Regions from separate parts of the Homo sapiens genome. Here region 2 is linked to region 1. A link is an interaction called in ENCODE POLR2A ChIA-PET data of the cell type or tissue named here. Cell type or tissue: MCF 10A. All regions are shown on one strand. Each heading gives the region's core, and the rest is flanking DNA. Links, peaks and the distances in the headings are about the cores only. Region 1 overlaps PTPN12 (protein tyrosine phosphatase non-receptor type 12). Region 2 has its middle 55 kb from the start of PTPN12.

What was found. ChIA-PET counts read pairs that join two places held together with the same protein. Peaks named below come from ENCODE experiments on the same cell type or tissue, not always from the same donor. Only the 100,000 strongest peaks of a DNase experiment are listed, where the experiment ranks them.
Region 2: POLR2A ChIA-PET joins it to region 1 with 8 read pairs; 6 of 35 experiments call an interaction of 5 or more read pairs at or near these places.

Annotation. Positions count from the first base shown.
Region 1 is chr7:77,580,736-77,592,359 of GRCh38, reverse strand. It overlaps PTPN12 (protein tyrosine phosphatase non-receptor type 12), which reads right to left. Exons shown (of 18, transcript NM_002835.4): 3 at 10,857-10,933; 4 at 8,710-8,805; 5 at 6,779-6,817; 6 at 104-175. Among named protein-coding and RNA genes, the nearest start is that of PTPN12, 49 kb to the right of the region's middle. In MCF 10A, for the core only: no CTCF peak of the experiment used is centred there; no DNase peak of the experiment used is centred there.
Region 2 is chr7:77,476,076-77,487,699 of GRCh38, reverse strand. No RefSeq gene overlaps it. Among named protein-coding and RNA genes, the nearest start is that of PTPN12, 55 kb to the left of the region's middle. RefSeq lists a silencer at 8,162-8,362. In MCF 10A, for the core only: no CTCF peak of the experiment used is centred there; a DNase peak (open chromatin) is centred at 5,539.

The DNA.
Region 1 (11,624 bases), core at 1,395-9,394:
TTGGCGTCTATAAGCCTGGGTTCATACCACATTATAATTTAATTATTCATCAGTATAGCATGCCAATTTTCTGAAAAAAGTGTTTACAAAAATGGATACTTACACAAGAAATTTTAAATGGTGCAAACGTTATGGGGTCTTCTCCATACAAAGGCCAATAGCGCTCACATTTTTTCTGTCATCCAAAAAAAAAAATTAGTAAGTAATTCATGTAAGTTTTTCTTAAACTGTTATAAATATTTTGTGTCCTGAGGTTCTGCTTACTTCTACTTCCCCAAAACAGAAAAACCCACATTAGCAGGCATGGAGCTGAGAGAGCTTAGATTTACCCAGTTGTTTTAAAAAATAGGCTACTGTGTCTTCTCCAAGAATAGTCATAAGAACCTTACTGACTTAAGTGCATAACTGTTCATTGCTATCTGCCAGGTCTACAGAGTAGACCAAAGATCCTCCTCTAGACAAGAAAAACTAATTTTAAAAAAGTGTCTGGTACAAGGAGGTATTTGGTATAAAGGTTGCTAGGTAAGTTGTATTGCTTGTAACATGACAATCTCTACAAATATCTGGCTGAATTCTCATTAAATGTAAAATATGTGATGAAGTGGAAAGAATATTCTACTTGGAATCAGAAGAATTTTGCAAGTACTAATTCTACTCCTTTATTGACCTTTAGTTTCTTTATCTGTAAAAATAGGAATAATAATCCTTATCTTACAGAGTTGTTGCATGTTTGTTAAATAACAGTGTATTTCAAATGTACCACAGATGGTAAAAGCCCTACACAAACATGATGTATTAACTATTCAATTTTATTAGAGATTACAGAAAGTGTAGTCAAATAATTTCTCCTCTTACCTTCCTATTTTAAACAGGTATAGAAAAAGAATGATAAATTTTCATCAGTTTCTAATATCAAGCACCTCATCATTTTAGAAAATCAGTTAAGTGAATGAAAAGCCTAACTTTATGGAAAATAGAATGATTCAGGTATTAAGAAATGATGCAATTTGTATCAAGGCCCAATAAAATCAAAGTCTCTAAGTGACCATCTAGCTTAAATAAACCTTTTAAGCAGTGGGAAATGCATTGGTTAATGAATTCCTAATTAAATCTTCACAGTTCCAAATACAGTAAATGGAGTTATTACCTATAGGCTGAATGAACTATAAGTTGACAGTAATGCTCACAGAGAAACAAAGTAGAACTGTCTGGTATGTTGGGTTAGCTAACATTTTAGAGGCTTAAAAACACAGGTAACTTCCAAATCTCATTTTCCAAGAGATGTTTACAGAAAATGATTAAATTAAATTCTCTCTTTTTTTAGATAGGGTCTCACTTTGTCACCCAGGCTGGAGTGTGCAGTGGTGCAATCACGGCTCACTGCAGCCTCTACCTTCTGGGCTCAAGTGATCTTCCCACCTCAGCCTCCTGAGTAGCTGGGACCACAGGCGTGTGCCACCACAACCGGCTAATTTTTTTTTTTTTTAATAGATGGAGGCCGGGCGTGGTGGCTCATGCCTATAATCCCAGCACTTTGGAAGGCCAACGTGGGTGGATGACTTAAGGCAAGGAGTTCAAGACCAGACTGGCCAACATGGCAAAACCTTGTCTCTACTCAAAAATACAAAAAAATTAGCCAGGCATGGTGGCACATGCCTTTAATCCCAGCTACTCAGGAGGCTGAGACATGAGAATCGTTTGAACCTGGGAGATGCAGGTTGCAAAGAGCTGAGATTGTGCCACTGCACTCAAGCCTGGGCGACAGAGCGAGACTGTCTCTCCCCACAAAAAAAAAAAAAAGATTTAAAAAAAATAGAGATGGGGTCTTGCCATGTTGCCAAAGCTGGTCTCAAACTCCTGGGCTCAAGCAATTCTCCCACCCTAGCCTCCCAAGTAGCTGGGATTACAGGTGTGAGCCACTATACTTACACTTGGACCTTAAATTATTTTTGAGAGTTTAAAAAACATTTTTTTAATCTTTTACCTGACAAAACTTTAATACTTTGAAACAGATAGAAAACAAGTTGTAAGAGATTAATTTAGTTAAGAATAGAAAGCGGTGTGACTAACAATGCCCCTCATTCAGATGAGCAGTAATAAGATTATATTGGTACTTATATTCCTGGTATAAAACTAATAATGATATCAAAAACTATGTGTTAAATATCATACATACATAATCTCTAACACTGCAAGGTGGGTATTATTTCCTTTCAAATGTGAGGAAACTGAAGCTCAGAGTGAACTGTACTGCACCATGGTCAAAATGCTTGTAAAAGGTAGGTTTGTCTGATTTAATTATCTATGCTTTTTCCACCAGGTCACATTCAAAGTCAAGATCAAAGTCAAGGTTATCAGATAATTTCATAGTTCCTAACTTGCTCATAATCTATTACTAATAAGACACAGTGAATCACAAAAACCTTTCGCTTCAAAAAATTATGTACTCAATGCTACTTGATTTTTCATCAATAACTTGATACATACTATGAGCTTACTAATATAATGAAAAGAGAAATACATCCTAAACCTTAACAGTAACTTAAAACATTAGGAGAATGACATTTAAATTCTCTTAGACAATTGATTAATAATATTAATGTATATATTGACAACCCTTAAATAGATAACTTGATTACTTAATAATTTCTCAGTTTTTATATTTTCTCATTTTATTCACTTTCTGTCCAACATTACTTAATACTGACATAGGAAATAGTTGGGAGTAATGGAATAAATTAAGGCTTCCCAATTATTTATGTAATATAACTGAAAGATGTATCTTTTGCAATATATTGCTTACTGAAAAAATTAACATATTTACAAACTAAAGATAATTTTAAATATATTAACTACATTAGTATTAAAAAACTTCAAATAAAATCACTATGTAATTTGTAAGTTTGATTTGTATGCCATATTTATAGAAGACCACACTTTATAAGTTTTATTTAAATATGAATTATCTGTAAATATATCATTACCTCCTACAGTGAGGACAGAATATGATGCTGTAGGATACCAGAATAGCTTTGAAATAAATTTTACTTCGACATAGCATAAAAATACCAATGTTAGAAAATCAGGGTAAGAAATTATCTTCTCTCAGTTTTGAAGATAGGAAACAAACAAAACATACTGTGGTATTAACAAACAGACTAATCAAGATATTCAGGCCTGGTGCGGTGGATTACATGGGATTATATGCCTGTAATCCCAGCACTTTGGGAGACAAAGGCGGTCGGATCACCTGAGGTCAGGAGTTCGAGACCAGCCTGGCCAACACAGTGAAACCCCATCTCTACTAAAAATACAAAAATGAGCTGAGCCATGGTGGTAGGCGCCTGTAGTCCCAGCTACTCGGGAGGCTGAGACAGGAAATATACCTGAACCCGGGAGATGGAGGTTGCAGTGAGCCGAGATCGCGCCACTGCACTCCAGCCTGACTGACACAGCAGGATTCTGTCTCACAGTCTCAAAACAAACAAACAAACAAAAATTCAAACCATATATTAATGATAACCAGATTTTTAAAATGTATTTCCACTTGTTCAATTTTATTCCTATTTAAAAATACCTCTCTATTTCAGTCCATAGATAGCATTCTAGTTACAACACCACTGAATATTTGAAGTTTACTAAGTAACAATACCTAATTAATTATTGTTAAGTACAGGCATACCTCATTTTACTGTGTTTCTCAGACACTGCATATTTTACAAATTGAAGTTTTGTGGCAACCCTGCACCAAGCAAGTATATCGGTATCATTTTTTCAACAGCATATGCTCACTTCAGGTCTGTGTCACATTTTGGAAACTCTTGCAGTATTCCAAACTTTTTCATTATGATGATATCTGTTATTGTAATCTGATCAGTGATGTTTGAAGTTACTACTCTGTTTTGGGGTGCTACAAACTGCTCCCATATAAAATGGCAAACTTAATCAACAGATGTTGTGAGCATTCTCACTGTTCCATTGACAAGTTTTTGTACAGTCTCTCTTCCTCTCCTTGGGCTTTCCTATTTCCTGAGACACAATATTGAAATTAGACTAACTAATAACCCTACAATGGCCTCAAAGTATTCAAGTGAAAAGGGTCACAAACTTTTCACTTTAAATAAAAAAGCTAAAAATGATTAAGCTTAGTAAAGAAGGCATGTTGAAAACTGAGATAGGCAGAAAGGTAGGCCTCTTGTACTAATCAGCCAAGTTTAGAACAAAAAGGAAAAGTTTTTGGAGGACATTAAAAGAGCTACTCCAGGAAACACACAAAAATTAAGTAGGTCAAACAGCCTTATTGCTTACATGGAGAAAGTTTTAGTGGTCTAGATAGAAGATCAAACCAGCTGCAACATTTCTACAAGCCAAAGCCTAATCCAGAGCAAGGCACTAACTCCCTTCATTTCTATAAAGTGTGAGGAAGCTGCAGAAGGAAAGTTAGAAGCTAGCAAAGGCTGGTTCACGAAGTTTAAGGAAAGAAGCTGTCCCCATAACATAAAAGTGCGAGATGAAGCACCAAATTCTGATTTAGAGGCTGCAGCAAGTTATCCAAAGATCTAAGCTAAGAGCACTGATGAAACAAGCTATACTAAATGACATATTTTCAGTATGGATGAAACATCCTTATATTGGAAGAAGATGCCATCTAGGATTTTCAGAACTAGAGAAAAGAAGTCAACGTCTAGCTTCAAAGCTTCAAAGGACATGCTGACTCTCTTGTTAGGGGTTAATGCAGCTGGTGACATTAAGTTGAAGCCAATGCTCATTTACCATTCTGAAAATCCTAAGGGCTCTAAAAATCATGCCAAATGTACTCTGTCTGTCCTCTATAAATGGAGTAAGGCCTGGATGTCAGCACATCTGTTTACAGCATGTTTTTGTTTTTTCAACCCCACCCCCAGCCCATCCCTATTGCATGGTTTAATGAATATTTTAAGCTCACTACTGGGGACTACTGGTTGGAAAAAAAAATTCCTTTCAAAATATTTCCGTTTACAACGCACCTGGTCACCCAAAAGCTCTGATGGACATGTACAAGGAGATTAATATGTTTTCATGCCTGCTAATACAACATCCATTCTGCAGCCCATGGATCAAGGAGTAATTTTGAGTTTCAAGTCTTATTATTTAAGAAACATATTTTGTAAAGCTAAAGCTGCCATAAATCATGATTACTCTGATGGGTCTAGGGAAAGTGAACTGAAAACCTTCTGGAAAGGATTCAGCATTCTAGATGCAATTAATTACATTCATGATTCGTGGGAGGAGGTCGAAATATCAAGATTAACACGAGTTTGGAAAAAGTTAATTCCAACCCTCGTGATAACTTTGAGAGGTTCAAGACTTCAGTAGAGGAAGTAACTGCAAATGTGGTGGAAACAACAAAGAGAATCAGAAGTGGAGCTTGAAGATGGAAATGAATTGCCACAATCTCATGATAAAACCTGGAATGGATGAGGAGTTGCTTCTTACGGATAAGAAAATAAAGTGGTTTCTTGAGATGGAATCTACTTTCTTGAGATGGAATATACTTTTGGTGAAGATGCTGTGAGCACTTGAAATGACAACAAAGGATTTAGGACATTAAATCAACTTAGTTGATAAAGCAGTGGAAGGGTTTGAAAGGACTGACTCCAATTTGCCAAGTAGTTCTACTGTGGGTAGAACAGCAACTGCTGTTGCTATCAAACAGCATGGCATGCTACAGAGCAATCTTTCATGAAAGGAAGAGACAATCAATGTGGCAAACTTCACTGTTTCTTATTTTATGTTTTTATAGGTGGAGTCTCCCTCTGCCCAGGCTGGAGTACAGTAGCATAATCATAGCTCACCGCAGCCTCAACCTTCTGGGCTCAAGTGATCCTCCCACCTCCACCTCCCAAAGTGCTGGGATTCAAATGTGAACTACCGTTCCTGGTCCTGTCTTGTATTTTATCAAAAATTGCCACAGCTACCCCAACCTTTAGCAAATACCAACTTGATCAGTCGGCAGCCATCAACGTCAACAAAACCCTTTACCAGCATAAAGATTACAACTAGCTGAAGGCTCAGATGATCATTAACATTTTTTAGCAATAAATTATTTTTAAATTAAGGCATGGAAGGCCAGGCGCAGTGGCTCACGTCTATAATCCTAGCACTTTGGGAGGCCGAGGTGGGCAGAACACCTGAGGTCAGGAGTTCGAAACCAGCCTGGCCAACATGGTGAAACCCCATCTTTACTAAAACTACAAAAATTAGCCAGTTGTGGTGGCACATGCCTATAATCCCAGCTACTCAGAAGGCTAAGGCAGGAGAGTCGCTTGAACCTGGGAGGCGGAGGTTGCAGTGAGCCAAGATTGTACCACTGCACTCCAGCCTGGGCAACAGAGCGAGACTCTGTCTAGAAAAAATAAAAAAATAAAATAAGGCATGAAGTGTTTTATAGGTATAATGCTACTGAACATTTAACAGACTATAATACAGTATAAATATGACTTTTATATGCACTAAGAAAACAAAAAATTTGTTTGAATTGCGCTATTGTGGTGGTCTGGAACTGAACCTATAATATCTCTGAGGTATGCCTGTGTGTGATAAAACATACTTACAAAATATAAAAGAAAACAACATGCTTGAGAGATTATTTTGTCCCTTGTATGAAATAAAAGCAACAGCAGTACCCCAAAATAAAAGAAGTATCTACATTAACCGCTTATGTTAAGACTATAATAATAAAAGACTAAGAATATTTATCCGTAAAAATGAAATAGTAAGAGGAATAGATTATACATACCCTTCCCATCTCAAATTCTCGGCAGGCCATTACAATGATCTAAAAAGTGATGGTGGGGAGTGAGATAAAGAACGTATCAGTTAAACACAATTTTACTTTTTAATAAAATACAGATTTCAAGAATTTTGCACCGAGAAGTATAATTGGCTTGCCTAAAAAAGTAGTTTCAATATTAAATGTGTAAGTTAAAGAAATTATCAAAATTAGACTTTCCAAACAAGGGCTAACTATACAGCAACAAATTAAATTGGTTCCAATTAACATGATGTTTTTGGTTTGAATTAAATCATGTAAATCTTACAGATTTACTTTGTGACTTCTGAAATTATATTAAAATATCACTTTTAGGATATTTACCTAATTATAAATAGCACTATTAATTAAAAATATATTTATAATTATTTAAATATTGAATGCGTTTAACACCATTTTAAAAGTTGATCACACCTGCTTTTTCCCATTTTATAATGTAAACTTTCCAACACACAGCATAGTTGAGAATTTTACAGTAAACATTGTATAGCCATCACCTATATTCTATCATTAACATTTCACCATGTTTTATCACATAGCTATCCCTCTATCAATCCATCTTATTTTAAAAATGCATTTCAAAGTAAGTTGTGAACATCAGTACACTCTCCCCAAAATACTTCAGCATGCATATTATTATCTAGAACACAATAAATTTTTTTTTTTTTTTTTGAGACGGAGTCTCGCTCTGTCGCCCAGGCTGGAGTGCAGTGGCGCTATCTCAGCTCACTGCAAGCGCTGCCTCCCGGGTTCACGCCATTCTCCTGCCTTAGCCTGCTGAGTAGCTGGGACTACAGGCGCCCGCCACCACGTCCAGCTAATTTTTTGTATTTTTAGTAGAGACAGGGTTTCACCGTGTTAGCCAGGATGGTCTCGATCTCCTGACCTCGTGATCTGCCCACCTCGGCCTCCCAAAGTGCTGGGATTACAGGCATGAGCCACCCCACGCGGCCAATCTAGAACATAATTTTTATATTGTTTCCAGTATTTTTCCCTTGAGGCAAATTTTACATATAATGAAATGCACAAATCCTAAAGTGAACATTCTCCGAGTTTGGACAAATACACACATCTGTGCAACACAAATCTTATCAAGATACAGGATGTTCCCATCATCCAGAAAGTTTCTTCATGCTCTTTCTCAATCCCCAAGCACATCTAGTTTTTAAAGTGAAGTACAGCAAATATAAATAACTGGAAAATTTCCCCCCTTTTATTAATCTTTCAAAGACCAGAGCATGTCAATGCTTTAGAATCATTACAATTCCATTAAAAAGCCGTAAGACAAAAATGAAAGTTTCACATTACTGATTTTCCACATCCACACAATGAAAAGTATCAATGCACATGGTTAGGTTTCAAGAATACTACAGAGCAGTATAGGGTAGCTCTTCGCAGTATTCTAATTTCTCTGCTTCTAAATCTAAGGGCATATTATTTCCCTTCATCCAAAAGAACAAGAGGGCACTGAATGAACTCCAGGGATAGATGAAATTCTCTTATACTGCATATTTATAGTCTATTTATAGTTATGTGTTTATATATATTTTCCTGAGAAGAGGGACTCAAATGAGTATAACTGTACTATCAAGTATTTTACTGACCTATTAGAGCACTAATCCTTTTCTGCTTTTTATAAGTTGTTTGATAGCTGTATCATTACTTACTGACTTAGGACAAGATTTAAATTATTATCACACCTTCTTAAAATATTTAGCCTAGTTTGTAAAAATTTAATGAGACATCCTAAAAATGGGTCCATCTTTTTAGTAAACATCAGCAATAAGTAAACATAATTATGGATTTTTTAAAAATCCCCTCATTCCTTATTCAGTAAAATAGCCTATGTTATTACATAAGTATTTCTCAAAATTTATTGTGAAAAGTAAATTACTTACCACAACATTATACTCCCATATCATCCTCCAAAAATCTATTACTGTATTTGCTAAAGGTCCTTGAGTTGCTACATATGCTTTTGGCCCATAGACGCCCTAAAAATGGTTAAAAGCAAATTTCACATTTATTTTGATTACCAAAAATATTTCATTACCCAAAATATAAGGTTTCAAATTGTATTAGTAATATTGTTGTTTTAACTTAAACCATTTCCAAATAATGTGTCTTTCATAGTATATTAAAGCATGGCAAAATATATTCAATTCACTTAAGCTTTTGATGACTGCTATTACTTTGTGTTTACTGGATATGGTGCACAGAATAGGTATTTAAGAACCGCCTTATGCTAATTAAAAATTATTACTTATCTAGGCATTAATAACAAAAGCCCTAATACCTACTCAACAAAGCTAACTGGCAGAAATACAGAGCATGCTCTGATTCTAAAACAATACTAAAACTAGTGAAGAGCTCTTTCTTAGTTTCTTCCATAGCTACCTTCCATTATCTATTCAACTCAAAAGTTTATCAAGCATCTACTATACAGGTTTTTAATAATGAACATGAGAATATAAACCAAACAATGTCACTGACTAAAATACTAAACTGGTACATAACTGACTCATACAATGAATCAGTGTCATTAAGCATAAGTAAAAACTATAACTTTTAACAAACAGCCTTAAAAAAAGAATATGAACATTGACAACATCTGAAATAGCAAACTATCAATTTATTAGTTTTTATTTAATGTATTCATTTTGGTTTTTAACTTTGTTAAAAAAAGAAATTTTTATTTAAAACCATGACTGCTGAATATTGACATAGATAATAATTTTACCACATAAACTTTTTTTTTTTTTTTTGAGACGGAGTCTTGCTCTGTCACCCAGACTGGAGTGCATTGGCACGATCTCGGCTTACTGCAACTTCCACCTCCTGGGTTCAGGCGATTCTCCTGCCTCAGTCTCCCGAGAAGCTGGTATTACAGGCATGCACCACCATGACCGGCTAATTTTTGTATTTTTAGTAGAGACTGGGTTTCCCCATGTTGGCCAGGCTGGTCTCGAACTCCTGATCTCAGGTGATCCACCCGCCTAGGTCTCCCAAAGTGCTGGGATTACGGACATGAGCCACCGTGCCCGGCCTGGCATAAACTTTTATCAGTTAACATTTTTATCAACAAAAACATGAAAATATGTATAAACACCATATATAAAATAAATGAAAATTATACTATCATATCACTTGAAAGATTAAAAATCACAGATTAGCTGATGGAAAAAAAGCCTTTTATTTAAACTGAATCAAGTAGCACTTTGCATCTATCTCTACTGCTACCATAAAGAACTTGACGCTGGGCGCAGTGGCTCACGCCTATAATCCTAGCACTTTGGGAGGCAGAGGCGGGTGGATCACAGGTCAGGAGATCGAGACCAAGGCAGGAGAATGGCGTGAACCCGGGAAGCAGAGCTTGCAGTGAGCCGAGATAGCGCCACTGCACTCCAGACTGGGAGACAGAGCGAGACTCCGTCTCAAAAAAAAAAAAAAAAAAAAAAAAAAAAGAACTTGACTGCTTTTCATCAAAGGGTATCCAAACAAAGGTTATAAAAGAGACTATTTAATCTTGGATTTTGGGTTGCCACCTGAAACAGTGACAACTGCCAAAAGTTTTACATTTAAAGCTATGTTCTAGAATTTTAAATCAGTATTATCCAGTAATCCCACCCCTAGTAATTTATCCTAAGAAATTATTCAAAACAACAAAGATGTTTACTGCAATATTATCATTTTAAAAATTTGGAAACAACCTATATGGGTCAACAACGGGGATTGATGATGTTCATTTGTGTCCAAAGGGATAACTGAGAAAATAATTTAGTAATAGGTAAGACTTCCATGGGAAAGAAGAAATAAAAAAGAAAATGTTATCTCTGCTATCACAAAACTAAGTAGAAACTATTTATCTATATGAATAAGAAGGCTAGAAGGAAAGCATATAAAAACATTGTGCCAGGGCAGTGGCTTTATTTTTATTTCTTTTGCTGTTGGTATCATGTTTGAGCAATTCAAAAAGTTTTTACAAAACTAGTATGTAGAAAGACATTAATATGGCAGAGAAACACCATTTAAAGTTAGTACATACCTTTATAAAATTTGCATTGATATAGTCTGAATCTTGTGAAGGAGTCTTTAATGTCAATTTAACTCGGCTGTGATCAACTACGAGAAAAAAATTCATAAAATATGTATGGTTGACACACAGGTATTTTCTAATGAAGCGTAAGTAAGGTTAAATAGACAGCTTAAGAACATTTATTTTAAAAAACAATGGATGAAAATGGACTCTAGGTACCAGCAGGGTAATTTCTAACATTAAACTGAAAGGAAATGAAATAAATTTTCAGACAACCACCACCTGGCAGGCACCTGTAATCCCAGCTACTCGGGAGGCTGTGGCAGGAGAACCACTTGAAACTGGCTGGGAGGCAGAGGTTGCAGTGAGCCAAGATTGCGCCACTGCACTCTAGCCTGGGCGACAGAGTGAAGATTCTGTCTTAAAACAAAACAACAACAGCAAAAAAACAAAACAAAACAAAACAAAACAAAAAAACACCACCACCAGTGACGTAAAGCAGTGTATTAAAGTTGCAATAAGAATCATCTCTGGAACTCTTTTAAAATTCAAATTCCAGGACATTATCTCTGATTTACTAGAGCAGAGTCTAGGGTTTCAGCCTCTGCAGCTTTTAACAAACATACCAAGTGGCTGATGAATACTAACCAGTGATACACAAGCCCATATGCTAAAATTCTTATTTAAAAAATGTAACTTTCATATTTCACAAGAAACTATAAAAAGCAAATTATAACAAATTAATGAATTGAGATTATATATAAAAAGTGTTCAACA
Region 2 (11,624 bases), core at 2,236-10,235, 110 kb after region 1:
AACAAAGTGCACCAAGTGGGCGTGATAATGATAGCAATGACATGAGGAAACTGTTTCCAAAGGGGATTAGGCAACCTCCCCAAAGTCGCTCACTAAGAAAGTGGCAGAGCCAGTTCTAACTCCATAGTCCAAAAGCAGCACTGTCAGCCTGGAAAGACTACAGAAACTTATAATCTTGGCCAGGCGCGGTGGCTCACGCCTGTAATCCCAGCACTTTGGGAGGCCGAGGCGGGTGGATCACAAGGTCAGGAGTTCAAGACCAGCCTGGCCAAGATGGTGAAACCCCGTCTCTACTAAAAACACAAAAATTAGCCGCGCGTGGTGGTGGGCACTTGTAATCCCAGCTATTCGGGAGGCTGTGGTAGAGAACTGCTTGAACCCGCGAGGCATAGGTTGCAGTGAGCCGAGATTGTGCTACTGCACTCCAGCCTGGGTGACAGAGTGAGAGTCCGTCTGAAAAATAATAAAAAAAAGGAAACTTATAATCTTAGAATTGAAAGAGACTTCATAGATCATCTAGTTTGTTCAAACTCCTCCAGCACACCAATTTTACATATGTAGAAACTGAAGTACAATAATATTAATGTGCTTTCAAATGAGGATAAGATGTGAAAGTATTAGTTCAATTGAATTCTTTGTTGAGTGTGTTGTAGGTATTCACATTTTAGTAAGTAAAGAAGAGGATGCTGTGATAATATCTGGACAGAAGGATGTTGCTGGCAGTGGGCTAATGATCAGTGAATGAAGTGAACAAGATCCAGGTGTTTGTGCTATACTGGGCTCCCCACCCACATTCCTCATAGTTCCCCTATTTTCCTGTCATATGCTTATAAACTGTTGAGGGCAACATGGGAGTTTAGAGAAATCATAAAGGTGTATTTTAGGAGTATGCAGTTCCCCCAAATTAGCCTGTTCTTTACCAGTTTCCAGTTGGAAGTACTTTTGTTATCAAAAACAATTACAAGAAATTGCCCATTAAAAGGAAATATGAGTAGATCTGTAAGCCTGAACTGTAAGGTTCTCTAGATGGTCTGTTTACTAGATCTCTTGCAGAATAAAAATCATTTGTAATGTGATAGGGTCTTTTTTTGCTTTGGACAGAAATGAATACTTTACTCATGGTATTTCATTTTTAACAACTCCTGGCCTGGCACGGTGGCTCACGCCTGTAATCCCAACACTTTGAGAGGCCGAGGTGGGCAGATCACCTGAGGTCGGGAGTTCGAGACCAGCCTGACCAACATGGAGAAACCGTCTCTACTAAAAATACAAAATTAGCTGGGCATGGTGGCGGGCGCCTGTAATCCCAGCTACTCAGGAGGCTGAGACAGGAGAATCACTTGAACCCAGGAGGCGGAAGTTGCGGTGAGCCTAGGTCGCACCATTGCACTCCAGCCTGGGCAACAAGAGCAAAACTCTGTCTCAAAAAAAAAAAAAAAAAAAAAAGGGCAACTCCTTTGCTTCTCATTCAAAGCAAAGCTCATCCTCCCCTACTATCTTCAGTCATGTCCAGTTAAGTGTACACACTCCACAAAGCTACCTTCTATCAAAGAACTTTTTCCTGTGAGAGAGCCACTTCTTCCAGGATACAGATTCTACAAACTCCCTCTCTCTAAGGAGCTGGTTCCAGTGTTTCTCATCCTTATAATCAGGAAGTTCATCTTTGCGTTTACCATATACAATCCACCACATTTCTCCTGGCTGTGCTTGCTGTGCCACTGGGACAAGCTAGACAAAATTCAGTTACTAGGGAACCTTACCAAACTCTCAAGGGATTGGCTACTGCCATGTGAAGTACCAGGACAAATTGTAATGTGCCCACCATGCCCTTTAAGTGACAGTAATCCCCCTCTGATGCCCAGCTCAGTCTGGCCACTCCTGGAGATTTTAGTACTCCCAATTTATTGTAGCCCTCTTCCTCACATTCCCCAGCAAAACAACTACTATTAGCTATTAAGTGTGGAGAAAAGTGATTATCTAATTAAATATTTTCCATTTAACTATGAATAATTTTAAAAAGACTTTTTTCTCCCCAAGTATTTACTTTTTAGAGTAAGCCCCTATTGATTAAGGAATAAAATGCTTTTTACTGAATAATATTAGTAGTTGGGGCTAATATTGCCTCCTTTCAGCCCTGCTTAGAAATAAGTTTAGAATAAGCACAATCAGAAACGACAAAGGTGCCATTACAACTGATTCCAAAGAAATACAAAAGATCCTCAGAGACTCCTGTGCACATCTCTACACACGTAAACTAGAAAACCTAGAAGAAATGGATAAATTCTTGGAAATGCACAAACTCCCAAGATTGAATCAGGAAGAAATTGAAACCCCAAACAGACCAATATTGAATTCCAATATTGAAACAGTAATAAAAAAATCTACCAATCAAAAAAGCCCAGGACCAGATGGATTCACAGCTGAATTCTCCAGACGTACAAAGAAGGGCTGGTATCAATTCTACTGAAACTATTCCAAAAAATTGAGGAGGAGGGACTCCCTCCTAATACATTCTATGAAGCCAGCACCACCCTGATACCAAACCTGGCAAAGACGCAAGGAAACAAGACAACGACAGGCCAGTATTCCTAATGAATACAGACGCAAAAACCCTCAACAAAATACGAGCAAACCAAATCCAATAGCACATCAAAAAGTTAACTCACCATGATCAAGGAGGCTTCATTCCTGTGATGCAATGTTAGCTCAACATATGCAAATCAATAAATGTGATTCACCACATAAACAGAATTGAAAACAAAAACCGTATAATCATCTCATTAGACTTGGAAAAAGCTTTTGATAAAATCTAACATCGTTTCATGATTAAAAAACCCTCAACAGGCTAGAGGCATCAAAGGAACATACATTAAAGTAATGAGCCATCTCTGAGAAACCCACAGCCAACGTCATGCTAAACAGGCAAAAACTGGAAGCATTCCCCTTGAGAACAAGACAAGGATACCCACTCTCACCGAGAATCCCCACTCTCACCACTCCTATTCAACATAGTACTGGAAATACTAGCCAGAGCAGTCAGGCAAAAGAAAGAAAGAAAGACATTCAGATAGGAAAAGAAAAAGTCAAACTATCTCTCTTTGCAGACGATATGATTCTATACCTAGAAAACTCTAAAGACTCTGCTAAAAGACTCCTGGAACTGGAAAATGGCTTTAGTAAAGTTTCAGGATACAAGATTAAATGTACAAAAATCAGTAGCATTTCTACACAACAATTATGTTAAAAATTAGAGCCAACTCAAGAATACAATCCCATTTACAATATCCACAAAAGAATAAAATACCTGGGAATACGACCAAGGAGATGAAAGATCTCTACAAGGAGAACTACAGAACACTTTTGTAAGAAATCACAGGGCCAGGAGCGATGGCTCACGCCTGTAATCCCAGCACTTTGGGAGGCCAAGGCGGGTGGATCAGCTGAGGTCAGGAGTTTGAAACCATCCTGGCCAACACAGTGAAACCCCGTCTCTACTAAAAAAAATACAAAAAATTAGCCAGACGTGGTGGCATGCGCCTGTAGTCCGAGCTACTCGGGAGGCTGAGGTAGGAGAATAGCTTGAACCGCGGAAGTGGAGGTTGCAGTGAGCCAAGATTGCGCCACTACATCCAGCCTGGGCGACAGAGTGACACTCAGTCAAAAAGAAAAAAAAGGTTGGGTGCAGTGGCTCACGCCTGTAATCCCAGCACTTTGGGAGGCTGAGATGGGTGGATCAAGAGGTCAGGAGATTGAGACCATCCTGGCTAACACGGTGAAACCCCGTCTCTACTAAAAATTAAAAAAAAAATTAGCCGGGCGTGGTGGCGGGCGCCTGTAGTCCCAGCTACTCGGGAGGCTGAGGCAGGAGAATGGCGTGAAACCGGGAGGCGGAGCTTGCCGTGAGCCGAGATCGCGCCACTGCGCTAACAGACTGGGCGACAGAGCGAGACTCCGTCTCAAAAAAAAAAAAAAAAGTAATAATAAAGTGTTTAGCAGATTATATTCATGAAGCCAATAATGTCTATTATTACTATTAGATACTATAGTCCAAATTATCTTTGATTCTATAAATATTTGCATAGCTTCATCTGAAAAGCTTTCTGTTTTATCACAGTTCATGCTAACAGTTCTGAAATGCAGAGTAGAGCAGAAACTCAGTTTTTAAAATTTGTTCTTATAGGTCTGATTATATGTCCTTTGAAGATTTTGGTTGCTTTTCCCGGAATCTCCAATTAATCTGTACCGTATCTACAAGCATTTATTTTTCTTATATTTCTGTAAAATGTGTACATTTTTAAATGTGAAAAGTCAAAGCAGAAACATTGCTATAACTAAGCCCTAACCAATACTGAGAACCAACGAAGGATAACCTCATAATTGGTAAATTTTATATTATTTCTACGTAACACTATTAGACTCATTTTAAAATGTGCTACTTTCCTGACTCTTTTCTTTTTCTTTTTTTCTTTTTTTTTTTTTTTTTTTTTGAGATGGAGTTTCACTGTCTCCCAGGCTGGAGTGCAGTGGCATGATCTCGGCTCACTCTGAGATTCTGGTTCCAGCGGTTCTCCTGCCTCAGCCTCCCGAGTAGCTGGGACTACGGACGCGAGCCACCACGCCCAGCTAATTTTTGTATTTTTAGTAGAGAAGGGGTTTCACTGGCAGGGCATGGTGGCTCACGCCTGTAATTCCGGCACTTTGGGAGGCCAAGGCAGGCAGATCACCTGAGGTCAGGAGTTCGAGACTAGCCTGGCCAACATGGTGAAACCCCGTCTTTACTAAAAATACAAAAAAAAAAAAAAATCAGCTGGGCGTGGTGGTGGGTGCCTGTAATCCCAGCTACTTGGGAGGCATAGGCAGGAGAATCGCTTGAACTCAGGAGGCAGAAGTTGCAGTAAGCTGAGACCACGCCATTGCATTCCAGCCTGGGCGACAAGAATGAAACTCTGTCTCAAAAAAATAAAAAAATTAGCTGGGTGTGATGGCACCTGCATGTAGTTCCAGCTACTTGGGAGGCTGAGGTGGAAGGATTGCTGGAGCCTGGGAGGTTGAGGTTGCAGTGAGCTGTGATCATGCCACTGCACTCCAGCCTGTGCAACAGAGCAAGAGACCCTGTCTCAAAAAGACAAAAAAGGATAAAAGGAGGTCTTGAATGTTTCACTTTTACCCTCTTTATTAGGAATGTGAAATTTTTTACATGTAATAATTAAAATATGCTATTCTTTCAAACAACATACAAATGGTACTGTTACTTGTTGCATCATTTCTATGTTTTCAACTTTGTGTGCATGCATTCATTTTAAGTTATGATTTTGGATTCTGTTTTTATTTTTAAAAAACCAATAAATTTTCTTTATGAAACTATCAAAAAGCAAGTGCTAATTTATTTAATATATTGTCCAGTTGAGAAATGGTCACAGGATCCAAGAGGCCATGTGTCATGAAATCAGATAAATCATTCCTATGTTGTGGAGGCTGAACTGCTTTTGTAAGTACCTGGGAGGTCTGGCCGGATTTCCGGGTTGAATTATAACAATCTTTTATGTCATGGGATGCCTTGCCCAGGTTGTGCAATGTAACCATGAGAACCAAGCAAACCTGTTGCTCAACTAATTCAATTCTGTTTCTTCTATATCCAAATCAGGTTATTTCCATACAAACACGGTTTAATAGAATATTTACCACCTGACAAGGATTGTAAAAATTTCTGTGGACTTAGTGATAAAAAAAAAAAAAAAAAACCTAGATTGAAAATATGTTGTGAACCAGCTAGGGCTCAGAGGACTTTATGGTCTTGATAAAATTCAGGTTCAGCCAGGAACAGGTGACATCAGATGCAACTGTTCTTTACATGTGGCTCTCTCTATCTCCTTTCTACCCACCTGGGCTACCCACAAACTTCTTCCTCATCCTAAGACTATGCTGCAGGTGTGGTAGGTGCGGCACATACCACTGATACAATGCCGGAAGAGACACTTTTACTTCCTATTAAGGCCAAAGGCCAGGTTGGTCATTTGATTAGGAGTGAATGGGGTTGTTCTTGATCTAGGGCAGAAGGTGGGAGTGAAAGAGGAGTATATGAATGGTCCTGACAAGACAGCATATTAAATGTTATTTTGAACTCTATCAAATTTCTATAGTTTTAACACAATGACTGATAGTCATCTATTTCCTCTGAAGTAGATGATTTATTTATTTATTTTTTTGAGTTAGAGTTTTGCTCTTTGTTGCCCAGGCTGGAGTGCAGTGGTGCAATCTCGGCTCACTGCAACCTCCGCCTCTGCGGTTCAAGAGATTCTCCTGTCTCAGCCTCCCAAGCAGCTGGGATTACAGATGCCCGCTACCATGCTTGGCTACTTTCTGTATTTTTAGTAGAGACGGGGTTTCACCATGTTGACCAGGCTGGTCTTGAACTCCTGACCTCAGGTGATCCACCCGCCTCAGCCTCCCAAAGCGCTGGGATTACAGGCGTGAGCCACCACGCTCGGCCAGATGATTTATTTTTATGCTTTGTGTTCTGCCTTCTAAATCTATTTTGAGAAAAATGTAAATCAACTAAGTTTGAACTCAATTTCAATTTGTACTTAATTCAATAACTTTCCTTTTTTTTTTTTTTTTTTTGAGATGGAGTTTTGCTTTTGTCACCCAGGCTGGAGTGCAATGGCATGATCTTGGCTCACTACAACCTGCAACTCCCGGGTTCAAGCGATTCTCCTGTCTCAGCCTCCCAAGTAGTTGGGATTACAGGTGCCCACCACCATGCCTGGCTAATTTTTGTGTTTTTAGTAGAGACGGGGTTAAGCTATGTTGTCGAGCCTGGTCTCAAACTCCTGACCTCGTGATCCGCCTGCCTCGGCTTCCCAAAGTGCTGGGATTACAGGTGTGAGCCATCGCGCCTGGCCTTAATTCACTAACTTTTCAAACATTAATCCCTTAAAGAAAAATAGAATAAGTCTAATCTCAAAAAAATGGATTTGGAAAATGTATTTTTAAAAAGAGAGGGAAAGGGCCAGGTGCGGTGGCTTGTGCTTGTAATCCCAGCACTTTGGGAGGCCGAGGCAGGCAGATCACGAAGTCAGGAGTTCTAGATCAGCCTGGCCAAGATGGTGAAACCCCGTCTCTACTGAAAATACAAAAATTATCTGGGCATGGTGGCAGGTGCCTGTAATCCCAGCTACTTGGGAGGCTGAGGCAGAGAATTGCTTGAACCCGGGAGGTGGAGGTTGCAGTGAGCCAAGATCACGCCACTACACTACAGCCTGGGCAACAGAGCTAGACTCCATCTCGGAAAAAAAAAAAAAAAAAAGAAAGAGAGGGAATGAAATTGCCAACATATCTTTGGGCAATTCTGTGCTGTAATTTTCCACTGTGAAGATCTGAAACTTCTAGGGATTCTGTTGAAATACTGCTCTTGCATAAGGTTTTTCTTCTTTGCTTTGTTCTATAATGTTTAGAGCCCACAACTGCTTTGTTATATTATGAGGATATTTCAAGATCTAACCCATATAAAGATATGCAGATTATTAATCATATCTATGTAATAAATGATTACTGAAGCCCCACTATGTGCCAGTCACTGTCTATATGCCAAAGATACAAAAATGAAACTCCCAGTCTTATTGGGGGAATATATACAAATCTGAATAATATGAAACAGTCACAGAGATGTTAAAAGAGACATTTACAAAGTACAACTGGGCCAGAAAATGGAACAACTTATTGCGCCAGAGAGTCAAATAATGTGATAATATTTGATCAAGATCTTAAAGGATGACTAGAGATTCATCCAGTGGGTCCACCCAGCCGGAGTAGGCATTCCAATCACAGGGAACATTGTTTGCAAAAGGAAGGAGACCTGAAATGCAAGATAAATCCAGAAAGTGGCCTGGAATCATTGGAATTTAGGGTACAAAGATTAAGCATAACTCCCTCTTGCCAGTTGGCTGGTTCTCTCAGCTGCCTCTCACATTCTCCTCTTAGGATCCTCTCCTGCCTCAGCTCCTGATGCAATAGAGCTCCTCTTTCTCTAGCCTTGCATCTCTGGTCATCCAGTAGGTAATTTGAGCTAGTTTACAAGCATCAGACTCCTTTCATGAAATGGACACACCTTGTGCCTCTGTGTATATTACTCTCTAACAAAACCAGTCTGATTACTCCAACCGCTCATTAGGGTTTATTCCTAAAGACTTTTCAGCTATTTTCAAGTCCAGTCTACCCTTGAAGAGTGAAGATTTGTCACCATTCGGGATACTTAATATATTGCTAGTCCTGAAAGTAATCCTGAGAGGTATCCAAAAATGTTTTGGGAAATTATAGCCTTTTAAGATGATTCTTTGAAGAGAATCTTCCTTTGGATATGCAAGCTCCAGTGTATTTTAAAATAGTCACATATTGTTAATGTTTTAGGTATGATAATGATGTTGTGGTTATGTTTTTTAGAAAGTCACTTTTTGGAGATATATACTAAAATAATAAGGATAAAAATGATGATGTGAGATTTGCTTTAACATAATCCAGTAAGGGGAGGAGAGGGCAATGCGGGGAGTACAGATGAAATAATACTAGACATATATAGATAGACTTTCCAGCATATAGCTAGAAATGCTGGATACAATATAACAAACAAAAATGTATACACAGCTGAATTTGGAAAAAAAAGAAAGAAAAAATCCCCAGTGTCCGAAGTAAATTAAGGATCTAAAGCTAGAGTAGTTTCATTGTACTAGCATATTTTTGCATATGTTTGAAATGTTTAAGAACAAAATGTTTAAAAACAAAATGTTTTAAAAAAATCACCTAGGCTTTGGGAGGCTGGCGGATCACGAGGTCAGGAGATCAAGACCATCCTGGCTAACACGGTGAAACCCCGTCTCTACTAAAAATACAAAAAATTAGCCGGGCATGATGGCGGGCGCCTGTAGTCCCAGCTACTCGGGAGGCTGAGGCAGGAGAATGCCGTGAACCCGGGAGGCGGAGCTTGCAGTGAGCCGAGATCACGCCACTGCACTCCATCCTGGGCAACAGAGCAAGACTCTGTCTTAAAAAAAAAAAAAAAAAAAAAAATCACCTAGGCTGGGTGCAGTGGCTCACGCATGTAATCCCAACACTTTGGGAGGTCTAGGTGGAAGAATCGCTTGAGCCCAGAAGTTCGAGATCAGCTTGGGCAACATAGTGGGACGCCCAAATTAGCTGGGCATGGTGGCACATGACTGTAGTCCCTGCTACTCAGGAGACCGAGGCCAGAGGATTGCTTGAGCTCAGGAGATTGAGGCTGCAGTGAACTGCGATCATGCCACTGCACTCTAGCCTGGACAACAAAGCAAGACCCCGTCTCTAAAAAACAAAACAAAACACAATAATCAGTTTATTATCCACTCCATAGGTTAGGAGAATTTGAATGTTTATAAAGACCTTATACCTTTCCTGTAAAAAAATTTTAACATATATTTATATGTAGATAAATAATATTTTAGTAATTCTAAAGGTAAGTAGACAAACATATACTACAAATCTAATAAGTTCATGTTTGCCAGAAATCTTTTACCCCTAAGCGTTTGTCACTTCTTATTTCAGCCTGTTACTGTTTTTTATTTTATAGCACAACTATACTACGAACACTAGTGAATAAATACTATCAAACGTGGCTGGGCGCAGTGGCTCACACCTGTAATCCCAGCACTTTGGGAGGCTGAGGCAGGTGGATCACCTGGGGTCAGGAGTTCGAGACCAGCCTGTCCAACCTGGTGAAACTCCGTCTTTACTAAAATACAAAATTTAGCTGGGCATGCTGGTGCATGCCTGTAATCCCAGCTACTCTGGAGGCTGAGGCAGGAGAATTGCTTGAACCCGGGAGGCCGAGGTTGCAGTGAGCTGAGATCATGCCACTGCATTCCAGCCTGGGTGACAGAGCGAGACTCCATCCACCTGCCCCCCCAAAAAAACCAAACCAATAAATACTAACAAATGTAAATGTAGAGATGTTTTTCTCTCTGTTACAATGTGTCACTTTATGTTGATTTATCTTCTTTATAGCACCCCAACACCACCTGTTAAAAAATTTTTTTTTTAAAGAACTCCAGGCATTCTTGGACAGTAAAGAGCTTGCTAAAATCAGGTTCCTCCTTAATTCAAATTGTTTAGCCTGTAAAGTAGCTTATATAGTGTGATGTCTTTAGCCCTTCTTTAGTATATAAAATGTTTTGTTACAAGAATGGTAAGGCGACTTGGCAGGTCCTCTTTGTCCCCAGGAGAGCACACAGACTCAAGGGCATAGGGTGAGCTCACCTTTGGACCTCAGAGATCCCTTGGAGATGAATAACTACCATAGGCAAAGTTGTGCTTCTGTTTAAATTGACACTGAATTCATACATACGCACTTTGTAGTGGTTCTCCTTGCCCGAAATCCAGCTTAATTAACACACTCTAGTTGTTAATTTTTTCGTTTTATAAACCACCTCTGCAAATTTCAACTTTTACATTTTCCAGTATACTCCCCCTTTAGGTGAATGTTTCCTGAAGTAGAACCTAAGGACCATCTGCATCTGAATCAGTTGGAGTGCTTGTTAAAAATGTAGATTCCTTGAGATCCTGACATTTGCAACAACACGGATGGAACTGGAGGTCATTATGTTAAGTGAAATAAGCCAGGCACAGAAAGACAAACTTCGCATGGTCTCATTCAATTGTGGGAGCTTAAAATTAAAATAATTGAACTCATGGAGATAGAGAGCAGAATGATGGTTACCAGAGGCTGAGAAGGGTAGGGGGGGCCACAGAGGTTGGGGAAATGGAGATGGTTAATGGCTACAAAAATATAGTTAGAATGAATAATATCTGCTACTTGATAGTACAACAGGGTGACCAGAGTCAACAATAATTTAATGTACTTTTAAAAATAACTAAAAGAGTGTAATAGGAATGATTGTAACACAAAGAAAGAATAAGGCTTAAAGTGATGGATACCTCATTTACCCTATTGGTTATTACCAGTAGGTAATAACCTTTATCCTCCTCCCACCCTCCCACCTTTTATAGTCTCCAATGTCTATTATTCCACTCCATATGTCCATGTGTACCCAGTGTTTAGCTCACACTTATAACTGAGAACATGAGTATTTAAATTTCTGAGTTATTTCACTTAGGATAATTGCTTCCAATTCCATCCATGTTTGCTGTCACATTAATAAATGCATAACAAATTCTTTTGCAATTAGATGGTTTCCTAGTTTGCTATTAATAAGCGATTTATAGATCTTTGTAGGAACGTCTGCAATTGAGTCATCACCTGATAGATAATTAAAAAATAATTTTTGATACCAGATTGCCCCAAGATTTTTGACATGATTCTGACAGAGTGCAAAGAATTGAGAGCACTGTTTCTATTCCTACCTACTTATTTATGCAAACAAATTTTCCCAGCATTTACATTAATAATAAAACAGAAAAAGGTGGGGGGAATGAAACAGATTGAACCATGTCTCAATATAGTAAGTAATTTTTATCTAAGATACCTGACTTAATTTTAGCAAAACCAGCCAGGCTCCACCCAGCTAGTTAAGAGATAGATTTAAATAAAAATTTACTTTTTCTGTTTAATAATTACTTATCAACAGTTGTAATATATT